2 separate regions of the Mus musculus genome follow, and region 2 is linked to region 1. The links are chromatin contacts, found by Hi-C or POLR2A ChIA-PET in ENCODE. All regions are on one chromosome and are shown on one strand. The core of a region is the stretch at or near the end of the contact, and the rest is flanking DNA. Distances in the headings are between cores, read along the strand shown.

Region 1 (7,324 bases), core at 353-2,852:
TCTGGACGCATTCTGCATTTCACTGTTCAAATATATTTAATAACTTATTTCATTAAAAAAAAGCCTTAGGAGGTTGATGCAAAGGACCAGGGGCTCAAGGTCAGTCTGAGTTACTTAGTGAGACCTTGTCTCAAAATAGTAAAATGAAAAACAGCTAGGGATATTCCAATGGTACAGTTCTTTTTCTGCACATTTGAGATCATAGGTTCAAACCCAGAAAACGAAAGAGTGACAGACACACACCACTAGCCTAACTGCCCTAGATAAGATGTCTCTAATACACTTCCATGTTTCTCTTAAGTTGATAGCAAAATGAGGTTATGTCCCTTAAACAAAGCCAATTATGTAGCAGAGAAAAATTACCTGAGACATATTAAATACCTCACATAGTTTTAGTACAGGTAAAAAATACTGAATTTTGGCCCTATTCCAGAGACTGAGATGCTAATGTCTGTAAAAAAGAATCTGTACACTGACTCCTGGCAGCCTGTACTAAGTGTTAAGGTTTGGCCACATGTGAAATGACCTCTGCTATTTAAAAACATCTCAGGTGAAGTAGAAAATCTATAAGTACCCAGAGAGAGAGAGAGAGAGAGAGAGAGACAGAGAGAGAGAGAGAGAGAGAGAGAGAGAGAGAGAGCCCTTCCCAAGCCCCTTTAGTGTCACTTAAGATAGTTGTGCTGGTTTACAAGGAATGCTGGATGTCCACACTACGTAACAAGAATCCTATACTGAAACTGAGGCACCATTATTTCTCACCAGAGCTATCTGCTATCGTGACGCTGTCAGTCAAGGGAGGCAGTACAGAGACTTGTATCAAGGGAAGTGTATACTAGCAGAAAGCCCTGTGTGTAAAGGGGGCTTCAAAGGAGTTTCAGTCACCCGACAAAGCCATTACAGCAAATATTTAACACACAGAGGTTCACACTGGTGGAGAGGAGAGAAACAACTACTGCTACCCCCTTTTCCCTTTAAACAAAAGGTTTGAGAGAATAGAAAAAAGAAGAAACTAGAAAGGGCCACATATGTTAGAAGGTTGGTTTAATCTTTACCTTTATGGCAAGGTAATTTTACAAGCACCATTTAACTTTCTCACTAGACACAAAATAGAGTAAGTCGGTTAATGCCTTCATTCTACACTTCCAACTCGACAAGCACTTGTTTCTTCTCCAGAAAATTAAATTGATTCTCACAAAATGATACCCAAATGTGTGCTTTCAGAAGCAGATCCCAAAACAGATGGGATTCTCAATGGGAGGATGTAAAGACATTTCCCATTTCAATTTGAAGTTAAGAATTGGTGGGTTTCATTTTCTTCATTAGGGGTGGGCCTAAATGACTTCCAAACTCCCTCTCCACCTTCGACTACGTGATTTTAAAAGAACAAAAGGAAAAGATTTTCAATTATAACCGTCAGATTTTAAACCAAGCATTAGCAAGAAACTCTGACTTGAGAACTGTCAATCAGTGGAAAGGATTTCAAAATAGTAGAATCTTCTTCCCCAGACACAGTTAAAAATAGTCTAGACAGCCATCTGTCTTGGTGGGGTGCAGCCGTTCCAGAAAGAGGGCACCAGAACAGAACCCGCTGTCCACCCAGGGTGTCTGTGAAGAAGGGATAGGGCTAAGCAGCACAAAGGAAGGGACAGAAGCCCATAGCAACCCAGGGACAGCTGCAGAAAAGGGAAGTGGCAAAGACTTCCTGTGGAAAGAGAAGACTTAGATTGCAGGGAGGACAGAATAAAGGAAACAAACAGACAAGACAAAAACAAACACTAAACAAACACATGAAATAACACCTAACTCTGAGATCTATGTGGATGTTTGAACCAACCTGCTTGCTACTGACAGCAGCTCTGTCTGGTCCAGCGGATAAGAAGCTCGGCCACAGCTCCTTGAGGAGTTATTGTTCCCTTCTCTAGTTCCCAAAGAAGGGTACACATGAAGCCCAAATGAAAACCAGGAACTGTCTAATAAATTCACAATCTCCCTGAGTAACCAACAGTACCTACAGAGTATCTCTGGGAAGTTTCCCTTTAAAATCCAGGGCCTCCTTTCTTCTCCCTGCTACCTGCATTGGCTATTTGTGCTCCAAGCTCCCCTGCCATCTTTACTATTTCTTTCTTAATATTTAATATTTCTTTCATTGTTATAGAAACAATATGCTCTCTTGGAGTATGGAAAGAGATGAAATGTTCCTGGACCATTGGAAACATAACTCCAGTGGGAAATGAAGAAGAAATCACTGCAATAGCCTGTGACCTCTACAAAAGTAGACCTGTCTTTTTTGCCTGCAAAAATGATCAACCATTTGCTCTCTCTCTCTCTCTCTCTCTCTCTCTCTCTCTCTCTCTCTCTCTCTCTCTCTCTCACACACACACACACACACACACACACACCTTCTCTGTGCAGTTATCCCCAATGTACACATGTGGTGCTTTAAACTACTTTGTTCTTATCACCACTGTGTCTTCCTAAAGCACAACGGAGTCAGTACACAGACTTCTGAGAACCAAGCTTTACTGATAGAAAAAACACAGGAAGCCAACTCTTTTCATGTCTCCATAATACAAAAAGTTCCTACAGCGGGAAAGAGGGCAGTGAGGTCAAAGAGTCAATATCAGAGATTCACCAAGTCAATGTAGCCAGCTCACTAAAGAGGAAAGCAAGGAATGGCCACCAATTGTTGACAGTCAGACTCAAGGGAGTACAATGAAACCAGTACCTCAGGTTCTCTACAAAATATTATTTCTGATTGTTGCCAGCAAGGGAGAAACCTGAAGCTGAAGCATTAGTCTGTTTTGTTGCTGTTTTACTGTTCTCAGAGTCAGAGAAATGTGTAAGCTAACTAGAAGAAAATTCATTCTGTAGGGACCAAGAGTAAGGTGAGTGAGTCCTTACAGTGGCAATCTGAGTCTATTATTACCTTGTAGATGGGGCTTCACCTTAACAAAAGGTACCAAATAGGAAATGATGGCTAAAAAGATGGGTCCAGAAAACTCAAAGAGCCCCAAAACAAATGAAGGTGATAACCTTCATAGCACAGAGATCCCCAACACCCAGAATTAGTTACCATATGGAAGCAAACCACACCTAGAAAAGTAAAAACTGCATTCTGAGTTACTTTCTGTGAACATTATAGAGGTTTAGCTAAAGTATTCATATCTTCGCTTTGCTAGGAACAAGGCCAGCATACTGACACATAACAGCTCTAGGAGCAGTTATGGTCCAGGGCCAAAACCTTCTGGGAAGAAAAACCTCTGATTCTCTGCAATGTTCAAGATTCTATGACCAAACTCCAGGACTATGAGAACAGCACATTGGAAAGTGTCTGTCCTCACTTACAACCTTATGGACACAGAGCAAGGGCTTTTCTAGGACCTGCTTTACATAGCTATGAAACCGAAGGTTTGCTCATTTGTCAGAGCTGGGATCTTTAAAGCCCTTGGGATTCAGTCACCTGATATGGAATTCAGACTAATTAAGGCCCCAGGGTGCTGCAACTAAGCAGCAGAGAGCAGGTTTCCAAGGAGGAGGCTGAATAGACATACAGAAGTAGAACATCCTCTAGAGGTCATCTTCTCCACCAGCCCACCACTCTCCTCCAACACTCTGCAGGCTACAGGAAAGCAAGTGCAGACAATGAGTGGGTGTCCAGTTTCTCAAGCTCACCTGGAAAGAAGCCACATTATCTTTCAATGCCCCGAAGCTGCAAAACCTCCAAGGAAGAACTCAATAGTATAACCACCCCACTAGCTTCCTATTCAGTCTCATAATTCAACATGATGAACCTGGCACACTGCCAGCCAGGACTGCTCCAGAAAGATACAGATGAAAGATGTTAAATCAGAGTATGGGAGTGCGAAAAGAACACTGGATGAGGCAACAAAACAATGAACAAAGGGAAAAGAAGCATTAGGGTGTGTGTGTGGGGGGGGGGGGATGACACAAATGTTCAATATGTAGTTAGAACATATCCTAGTGAAAACTTGTTGAACTTTAAGTTTAAAAGGTTATGCTTGAGAGAGAGAGAGAATCACATACATTTCAATAAAGTTGGTTGGATGGTTGGTTGGTTGGTTGGTTGGTTGGTTGGTTGGTTGGTTTGGAGACACAGGCTTCCTATGTAGCCCAGGCTAGCCTGGGACTCTAGATCCTCCCTCTTTAGACTCCTGAGTGCTGGGATTACAGGTATGTGCCATGGTACTTGGCAATTAAGTTGTTTTGAAAAGAACTAGGTGTCCTACATTCTACTCCTACCCTTACTACTTAACTTGTCAGTGTCACTTAGCCTAATGCTTCAGTTTTCTCACCTTTTAAAATGAGACTAATAATTTCTGTAATGAAATAATACATATAACCTCATTTTTATTTTTAAGATTGATGTGTGTGGACAAATGTGAATGTGCATGTATATGTGCATGTGTGTCTGTATAAACACATAGAGGACAGAGGACAAGCCTGAGTGCCATTCTCAGGAACACTGACCACTTTCTTTGAGATATAGTCTCTCATTGGCCTGGAGCTCATCATCAAGCAGCCTTGAAGCTCAGAAATCCTCTGTTTCTGCCTCCCCAGCTCAGAGAAATGCAAGCCTACTGTATAGGGCATTTTGTTTGAAAATAAAATATATTTACATCATTTCTGTCCTTCCCTTCCCTCTTTCCAACTCTTCCCATATATCATATAACCCTTGTTCTATCTCAAATTCATGGCCTCTATTTCATTAATTGTTGTTACACACACACACACACACACACACTCATATATAAGAATATATATATACATATGTGTATATATGTATATATATATATATATAATCTTAAATATGTAAATACAAGCTGCTCCCTATAATGTCACTTTTATGACTTAAGGGCTGACCATTCAGTATTGGATAACAAACTGAGGAGACTCTATGTATCCAACTCTCAGCATTCATTACTATCCATGAAGGACATTTTTATGTGGGTTCTGGGGATTAATCTCAGGTCAGTCCTCAGATTGCTGCAGAAAGCATTTTACCAACTTAGTTATCTTCCCATATATGATCCCATTTTTAAAAGCACAAATACTAAGCAAATATAATATAAGGTAACTATTTAACTAAACAGTTGGATCTTCTCTGCTTTGTGATCTTAAAGAATGACAATTCTGTTCTGTTTAACTATGCCTATTTTCTGGTTGTTTCTAAAATATTTCCTCTGGAAGACTTTAGTCAACATATTCTCCCTCCTTGCTTACCAAACTCTATGAAAATTTATCTGTGGCTTTATAGGCCTTCTGGCTGCAACACATAAGCATCCAAACACTGGAACCTAGAGACTGAGGACAACCATCAGATCAGAATGTAGAGAGCAGACAGATTCCATTCCTCAAACTGTGGATTCTTCTCTTCCAAGGGAAATGAATAGGAATGTTACACATGTGCATACAAACACACCACATAAAAGTAAGATAATTTTGGATGCTTCTGTGTAGGCATTGTTCACATGTGTGGGATCCTGAGGACCAAAGTGGCCATCTGCTGTCTTCTACCTTTATTACTCTGCATTTTACTGAGGCAAGGTCTCTCACTGGACCTCAATTCAGTTGAAGAATTAATTGCCTGCATCAAGTTGGTTGTGGGCTTGTCTATGATGGGCTATCCGATTATTAACTGACATTGGAGAGCCCAGTCCACTCTGAGTTGTACATTCCTTGGGCAGGCATAAAAATGCATGTCCCAAGAGAGCCAGTAATCAGTGTTTCTCTGTGGTCTGTGCTTTAGTTACTACTTCAGTTCAATGATGGCTTGTGACCAGGAAGTATAAGACAAATAAATCTTTTTCTTCCCATGCTTCTGGCCATGGTGTAGTTTGTTTATTTGTTTGTTTGTTTGTTTGTTTGTTTGTTGAGAAAAGGCCTCAATATGTAGCTCTGGCTGGCCTGGAACTCACTATGTAGTGAGATTAGCATGAATGTCCATGCCTCCCACATGCTGGGATTAAAGACATATGCCACCATACCACCAGCTTGATCTATACAATGAGATCTTGTCTCAAAAAGACAAAAATGTTGTCAAGATGAAGCAGCAGTCAAACTAGAAGAGTGTTCTCCCAGGGAAGTTCAAGCAGGCTTACAGTATCTACTTAGGGATCATCTGCAAGTTTCAAGAGGACCTTGCAGAACTGTGGGTGTTACCTGCAAACCTGACAGAGCCTGTTCTGTACATAGCAATACTGTCCTGGGAAAAGATGTTATACATCTTGCCTAAATAGATTTGGAGTTCCACATATACCACATACTGTCACTCTTCCTTGCAAGCATTTCTTTTAGGTCCATATGTTGAGAATAGCACTCATTTCTATTTTACATAATAGAAAGAGGAAACAAGGCTCACATTTGCTCACCTAGTTTCTAATCCATCACATTCTCAAGTACTGTAAGAACCTTACAACTGGTACTCTTTCTTCCATCTTTTCACCCACTAACACCCACTTTCTACACAACAAGCAGAATAACCTTAAAAATGTAAATCAATAGATGTGTCACTCCTCTACTTACTGCCTTCCTGGTTTCCCTACTGCATAAGCAAATACAGAATCCTTAGAGTGTTTTCTAGTCTTTGCACAGTCTGGCCATATCTACCTATTGCTCATCACATCTACCCATCCCACTTTTCTCCACACCTTTTTCTGTTTCTCAAACATAAATAGTTCTATCCACTTCAAGCCCTTGGACCTGCTGCACAACCCGCCACCCACCCCCATCTCCCCTTGCATAGCTCCTTTTCTTCATCAATGTCAGCTCAGGCATACTCTCCAAGAGGCCTTCTCTGTCTACAAGTGATTAAGGAAGTTCCCTCTTCCCTTCCAGTCACAATCCACACCTCGTTTTATTTCCCTCAGAACATTCAGATATTAAGTTGGTGCAAAAGGAATTGCAGTTTCAGACCATGAATATTTTAAATTATTATACCTAGACTCAAATATATATTTATCAATCAAAACAGACATCATTACAACCAATACATTTTGCTAATGACCAGTGTGGTTCCTATAGTGTAAAAATCTGTACTTCAGGATTAGATGAACTCTTGGAAAGAATTTCCTGCATCCTGCTGAAAGCATTTTTTCCTGCAAAAGATGCCTGAATGTGGTGGTGCACACCATTGATTGAGTCCTAGCACTCAGAAGCCAGAGGCAAGTGGATCTCTGTGAGTCCCAAGCCAGTTTGATCTATATATACAGTGAGATCTTCTTGTCTCAAAAAGAAAAAGAAGCTATCAAGATGAAGCAGTCGTCAGTGATAAAGGTAAATAATGACAAACAAAACTTCACAGCCT
Region 2 (6,867 bases), core at 568-3,067, 35 kb after region 1:
CCGGGGAGGGGGGTGAGGGGGGTGGAGGGGGGACGCTGCAGGAAGGGCCCGCTCCGCACGGGACATCCAGGAAAACAATGTGGTCGGCAGAAGCAGGAAACGAGCTAGAGGCGAGGGTCTAAACCGGGAAAACCCGGAGATGGGAGGCGGCAGGCGGCGGTAGCCTTCCCCAAGCCAGGTATGAGAGTGACTCTAAATGGCACCCCCCCCCCAGTATTTTTTTTGTCCCCCAAGCCTAGGGATCACAAATACCGCACCCAATCCCAGTCGGGTGGGAGGCATCAGTGAGAGTCGCTCCGGGAGGCGCGAGAGGCGGCGGCAAGGAGGCTGAGGGAAGAGCTCCAATGCTGCGGCGGGCCCCTGCCTCCTAGGCCGCCCTGTCCCCGCCGGCGCACAAGCGGCTCCAGGCAGTGTCGCCTACTCCCGGCGGCTGGAGGAAGGGCCGCGCGCAGGAAGAGCGAGCAGAGGCCGCGCGGTGCGGGAGGACAGGAAGCAGGAGGCGGGCGTGAGGTGGGGTCCTGAGGCAGGAGAGAGCCCGGGCCAGCTCGAGCCGCCCAAGCTTGGACGACCAGAGAGGGCGCCGAGAGGACGGCTTTGGGGGCGAGGCAGTGAGGGAAACCGCGGTGGACCGCTGCAACGTGAAGTGTAGGATGTTGGCAACTTTCGGGACCCGCATGAGGTTTGGGTATCAGAGTGGGTGGAGAAGCCCTGGGAGACAGACTGGAGGGCTGGACGGAGAAAGCACCCTGCAAGCCGTGAGGAACACCCCATCTTTCCGGGTCCTGGGCTGGCAGCCAAGGCTAGGAGACCAGGGACGAGACCAGCGGACCGTTACGGCGAGGCCCCTAGGTGGACCCGGCCAACCGTGTGCAAAGGGGCTGCGGGAGGGCGGTGTCGCCGCGTGAGGACCGTCCTCGGCAGTGCAGGGATGGGCGGAGAGATGAACAGTCCCGAGAAGTATTATGGGCTGCACTGGGGGATTTGGAGGGCCGGGGAGGGCGGTATGAGGACCGCGGGCGGCGACACGGCTAAGGCGGCGCCGAAAGCAGCAGCATCCGCAACGCGTCCACCCGCCCAGTCCCGGTTTGTTCAGTCAGAGCAGCAGCAGCCGGGCGTACGGGGAGGGAAGGGGAGAAGGAGCCTTTACCTGGCTCTGCCGCGACCGGTCCCAGGCCCAAGGTTCCGCTTCCCACTTAGCGTTCTCCTCCCCGCCACCCTCTTCTACGCAGTTCGGCCCCCCAGTTCCCTAAGGAGACTCCGCCAACTCCGCAAGACCCCGCCGGGAAGCTGAACCCACCCCTTTGCCAATCACCGCCCGCCTAATAGCGACTGACGGGGACTATAGCCAATAGGAACAACTGATCCATAGACGCCAGGAGTAGAGGCGGGGCTGACGAAACTTAGAGGTGTGGCGAACACTAGCTGCCTAGGCGCAGTCCTAGAGTGAGCTCCTCCCCGGCCTGTGGAAGCCTAAAGTAAAGCTGATGGGCGGGATAAAATGGAAGCGACAGCCAAACACAAACTCTCAAGAGAAGACGGGACCAATCGGACCGGGAAAGGGAGGAGGGAAGTTCAGCCAATAAATAGTAGAGAACGGCCTGGACCTTAGTGTATCCACCAATAAGAAACTCGGGGTGTGTCTTCCAAGTTCACAGGGGGGAGGGTTTAAGCCGAGCAGATGCTGGCCAATGATCTTAGGGGCTGAGCTAATATTAACCAATCAGAGAGCCGATCTGATATCGGCACCGTTACTGGGGCGTGGCCTCTGAGCTCACGTCAGGAGAAGGCCCTTGGCCTTCCAATGTGGGTCTGGGGCAAATTCTAGTCCTCCCAATCCCTGCTCGGCGCAGGCAATTCAAACTGACAGCGGGTTAGAAAAAGCAGAGAAAGCGGAAGAAAGAGCAAAACCCGGCGTGTTCGCTGACTGACTGCAGCGCGAACTGAGCCTATTCCGAGGCTTCTCCCCTCCACCTCGCTACACCGCTGCTCACTTCGGAGCGACCGCTGTGGAAGAGACCTTACGGGTTACGGGCCGCAAGTGCGAGAGCTCGGCCGGGAGAGGACGCCGAGAGCCGTGGTGCAAGGGAGAAAGCCCACGGGCGAGCTCCGAGAAGAGGGAGCGGGACGGGGCCAGAGCCCGCGTGGAAAGGGCTGAGGGGCGTTGAATCCTACGAAGAAGCCGCGTGGAGCTGAGCAAGAATTGGAGCGCTCTGCGGGCGGAGCTCGCGCTGGGAGTGGTCAGAGAGGCGAGGCTTTAAAGGGAAGAAGCCCGCTGGGAACTGGGAAATCGCCCAATTCCGGAGCCGGGGTCGGAGCTGAAGAGTAGAAGATTCTTGAAGACCAGAGAAAGTTAAACCTGTTGCGGAAGTTTCCCTTCAACTCCACTTGTCTCTCCCCACCTTGAACTCCATTTCCCTTCCCTCCCCAAGTCAAAAGGAAGTAAAATTTGCTCTTCCTACTCAATAAATACTAAGTTTCCCTTTCCACCAGGAAAATAGGACTCTCTTCCCAGTTTTAGAGCGTAGAGAACGAGAGGCCTTCCGTCTTGATTGTTAGCCTGAGGAAATCAAAGTTTCCCCTTTCAAAATTCTGCACCTCTTTCAACGTGGGACGCTATGTCTACCAACAACTGTACTTTCAAAGACCGATGCGTATCCATCCTGTGTTGCAAATTCTGTAAACAAGTTCTCAGCTCTAGGGGAATGAAGGCTGTTTTGCTGGCTGATACTGACATAGACCTTTTCTCTACAGACATCCCTCCTACCAAGTAAGTCTGACGGGTGGCCCTTTAGCTGGACAGTGGATGGCATGGGTCCCTGGGAGTCAAGGTTATCATTTGGTGTTCTAGCCACTCCCACCAGTCTGATGATTCCCTTGGAGTTTATCTAAGTGGGCAGACTGTCTGGACAAAGCCTGTGGTTTGCCCAGCGTGGTCAGTACTGAGGTCACTCTTCCAGGCCCTTAGAGTCATGTGTCTGTGCATCCCTTATGTTGACTCTTAAGGCTCAATGCCATGTCCAAACACCCTTCCTCACTGAAGCAAGTCTTTAACAGCCACTTGGAAAGAAGTGTGTAATGATTCATTTAAAGTGAAATTCATGGTTAATAAAGATAGCAAACTTGAGCATTTTAAAACATAAGGAAGTAAAACTATACATAGAGCCTCTGCACCCCTTTGAAATATTTTGTGAATTTGCTTAGGTAGTCATCATTTATTACCAAGGTAAATGAGGTGTTATTTTGTTTGTGTAGGTGCACTTGTATAACGAAATAGCAGTAGATAATAAAACCGTAAAACCAAATGTCCCAAAGGTTCTATGATCCCAATGTTGTTTTAGTTAGATATGCTCACGTAAAAATCTGAAATATTCTATCTCTTCAACATAAAACTGTGGTCATAAGGAAGTCTCAGGTTGGGTTGTTACATGTTGGAGTCTAGCATAGAATCAGGTTTTCTGTATTGCTTGTTTTTCTCTATTGGAATTATAATCACAGTGGATTCATGTGCCAAGATGGGTGTGGATCAGTGAATGCATTGATTTTTAAGATTTATCTTATTATTTTGTCACTCTGTGTACTTGTGTGTATGTTTGAGGAGGGGTGGATATGGAAGGTACTCTCCAGGCTAGAGATGGAAGGTCCTCTGGTTTGGACAGTTGTGGGCTTCATGATATGGGTGCTGGGAAGTGACCTGCAGTTCTCTGCAAGAGGAATAAATCTGCCAAATGTCTATAGTAAGCACAAATATTACCCAACTCTTACAAAATTAACTATGATTATAGTTGAGAGTCTAATTCAGCTCTGAATTTATGAAATTTGCGCCAAATCACAACTAAAAGTGTCATTGGGGTACTGTGGAAAAATCAGGGCCCTGGCTGCAGGACTTTGAGATGGTAAAGCTGCTATAGAGAAACGATTTGGTGGTTCTTCATTCAATCAGAATTACCATATGATCCATATTAATTCCACTTATAGGTATCCATCCAAAGAATTCAGATGAGCATCTTGTATTTATAGCAGCAGCACCCACAATTTAAAAGATAGAAGTCATCTAAGTCCCCACTGACTCGTCCCATAAGTGGGTGCCCAGAAGGTTGCCTTAAAGGAAAGAGATCTTGTCACACGCTGTAATGGGGTGAACCTTGAGTACATTATGCTAAATGGGACAAACCAGTAACTAAACAACAAATATGGTATGACTCTGCTTATTTGAAGTATCTGAAGAACAATAGTGATAGCTAGGAAGTGGGGAGAGGGGAAATTGGAGGTTGTTATACAGTAAGTATAGAGTTTCAGTTTTGCAATATGAAAATGGTCTGGAGAGTCATCCCACAACAGTGTGATGATATTTAATACTTTTAAACTGTACATATTTAAAAGAAAGGTGGAATTCTTGGAATATAGCTCAATGATAGCATGATTGCCTAGCATTTATAAGGTCCTGAGTTCTATCCCTACTGACACACACACACACAGTTTTTAGAGAGGACATATGACAAATTTTTATCTCATTTTAGAATTAAAAGTCTTGGTATATTTGACTGTCTGTAAACTTTTTTATCCTCCAGCACAGTGGATTTCATTGGAAGATGCTATTTCACAGGAATCTGCAAATGTAAACTGAAGGACATCGCATGTTTGAAATGGTAATTTGTGGCACTGTTGTCAATAGCCTGAGTTTGGAAGGTAGATATTGACATAAAAACCCACAGAAAGATTCTGTAGGCTGCATCAGCATTGATATAACTTAGGCGTTGAGCCATTAAAAGAGCATGTGTTTTATAGAGCTATTTTTTATCTACTTATGTGCATGGGTATGTATATGTAACATGTGTGCCATGACATTGTGAAAATTTGTTCTTTCATTCTTCCACTAGGGATGCAGGGATTGAACTTAGGTCCTCTGGCTTAGAAGCAAGATCCATCTTGACCCATTGAGCCATCTTGCCAGTCCTAGAACTATTGTTTTGAAAGAGTCTTTGTGATACTTTACAAATACGATTTGTAGCTTTTCAAAGTATATTTGCAAATATCTGCTCCCCAATAAACCTGTGCAATCTAAAAGATTAAATCAATTAATAAATTAAATCAATGGAATTTACACTCATAAAAATCAGAGAGCAAAGGAGATGGCTCCACTGGTAATGTGCTTGCTGTGGAATGTGAGGCTCTGAATTTGACCTGGATGTAGTAGCACACACTTGCAGTCCCAGCCCCCTCTGGGGATCTGGAGGCACAAGGATCTAAGGAGTTCCCTCAACACCAGCCTAGCCTAAGTGACAAGCCTAAGGCTTTAGTGAGAGACTCCTGAATAACTGAGCCCCAGAGTGACTTGTGGTTTCCACATGCATGCACATAATCACACTACTTGACCCCACATATAAATCAGATTTGAGCCCCACCCTATCCTTGTTTTCTGCATGATCTTGAATAAACCCTTTAAGCCTCTAAAGTTAGGAAACTTGTAGAGTTAGGATTTTATTTTATTTTTATTGGTTTGTTTGGTTTTAGTGTTTTAAGACAAGGTTTCTCTGTGTAGCCCTGGCTGTCCTGGAACTCAATTTGTAGACCAGGCTGGCCACTGACTGTCTCTGCCTCTGGAGTGCTAGGATTAAAGGTGTGTGCCACAATGCTCAAAATCTTTTTCTTTTGGGGGCAGGATATTACTCTGTAACTCAGGCTGATCTTGAATTCACTGTATCGCTCAGAAGAGCCCCTAATTTCTGGCAACTCCTTTGGCTCAGCCACCTGAGTGCACCAACCACCATACCAGCTCCTTATTTAATTCCTGTCCTCCCCAACTCTCCTCTCCCTCCCTCCCTCACACTCCCCACCTCACTGCTTCCCTTCATCCCTCCCTTCCTTCCTTCCTTGTTTGAAACACTGCTGCCCTGTGCAGCCAAGCCTGTTCCGAACTTCCTATACACTTAGCTTCCAATTCACACTCATCCTGCTTCCCATTCCAACCCCTAGGGTTACATGTGTGTGCCACCATGACCAGCTCTTTAATTCTATCTGAATATTTAGCTTTATAAAGATAGGAATTAAGAAGCAATCTGCATTTAGCCTCTGAAGCTGTGAGCTGGAAATGAGTGGCTGAATGTTAAAAGCTACATGGAGTGTAAGTGGAAGGTAGACGAGATCTGTTACTAATATCTCTGAAAGATGAATGAAGTTGTGTCATTCCATTACAGAGACTTTGAGAGTTACAAGTCAGCAGACTGTTAATGTGTTAGTGGCTACTTGACCTTACCAATTCAAGCCATGCTTGTATTGAGGACCTACCATGTGCCAGTTACAGCTGTCAAGACTGGAAACCCAGGATATATAACCATAAGATCAAGTTACTGATCTCTGGGCATAATATTCTAGTGGAAACATGATCATTCCAATCTGATGCTAAGATAAATAGGGTATCTACTACAGTGGGAGTACTACAGAGAAAATAACAATACATGATAAAAAATACCAGAAATTGAGAAAGAAAGTAAGAGTCGTTTTAGACATCATTATGAGGGAAGAGAGTTGAGTCCTAAGTATAAGAAGAATGTGCTGAGCAGAGGGAATAGCACGTTGCAAAGATCCATGGCAGGAAGAAATTTAACATGCCCTGTAAATATGTTAAACTGTTTGGCCAGTGGGAAGCCATTGAAGGGGTTGGCAAGGGAGCAAAATGATCTACTATAAACCCACTGAAATGTTTGTGCCATAAAACCAAGGGCTTGGTTTTGTTCATTGATGGATTTTTTTTTAACACCTAGAACAGCACCCAACATATAGTAAGTGTTCAAAAAATATTAGTTACATGGGTGAATGGATAGACAAGTGAATGATTGTAGGTAATAACTGAGTCTGTATATTCTTGCA

The links. A loop is a pair of places that touch in the nucleus more often than their neighbours do. ChIA-PET counts read pairs that join two places held with the same protein, here RNA polymerase II (POLR2A).
Region 2: POLR2A ChIA-PET joins it to region 1 with 20 read pairs in embryonic stem cell. The contact joins the promoter of Fam72a here to the enhancer-like site in region 1. A Hi-C loop is called at or near these places in 7 of 37 maps with a recorded cell type or tissue (gastrocnemius, heart and left cerebral cortex). POLR2A ChIA-PET finds 5 or more read pairs at or near these places in 4 of 5 experiments (Patski and embryonic stem cell).

The regions. Positions count from the first base shown.
Region 1 is chr1:131,490,940-131,498,263 of GRCm38, forward strand. The region is part of intron 2 of Srgap2 (SLIT-ROBO Rho GTPase activating protein 2); the gene reads right to left. Among named protein-coding and RNA genes, the nearest start is that of Srgap2, 33 kb to the right of the region's middle. Within about 2 kb of position 1,603, at least 1 of the 3 ENCODE cell types and tissues checked has a DNase peak (open chromatin) inside an H3K27ac peak, as active enhancers do; it is gastrocnemius, where a contact is called at or near this core.
Region 2 is chr1:131,526,086-131,532,952 of GRCm38, forward strand. It overlaps Fam72a (family with sequence similarity 72, member A), which reads left to right and starts at 1,818. Exons shown (of 4, transcript NM_175382.4): 1 at 1,818-2,767; 2 at 4,569-4,646. The coding sequence starts at 2,616. It overlaps Srgap2 (SLIT-ROBO Rho GTPase activating protein 2), which reads right to left and starts at 1,276. Exons shown (of 23, transcript NM_001081011.2): 1 at 1,148-1,276.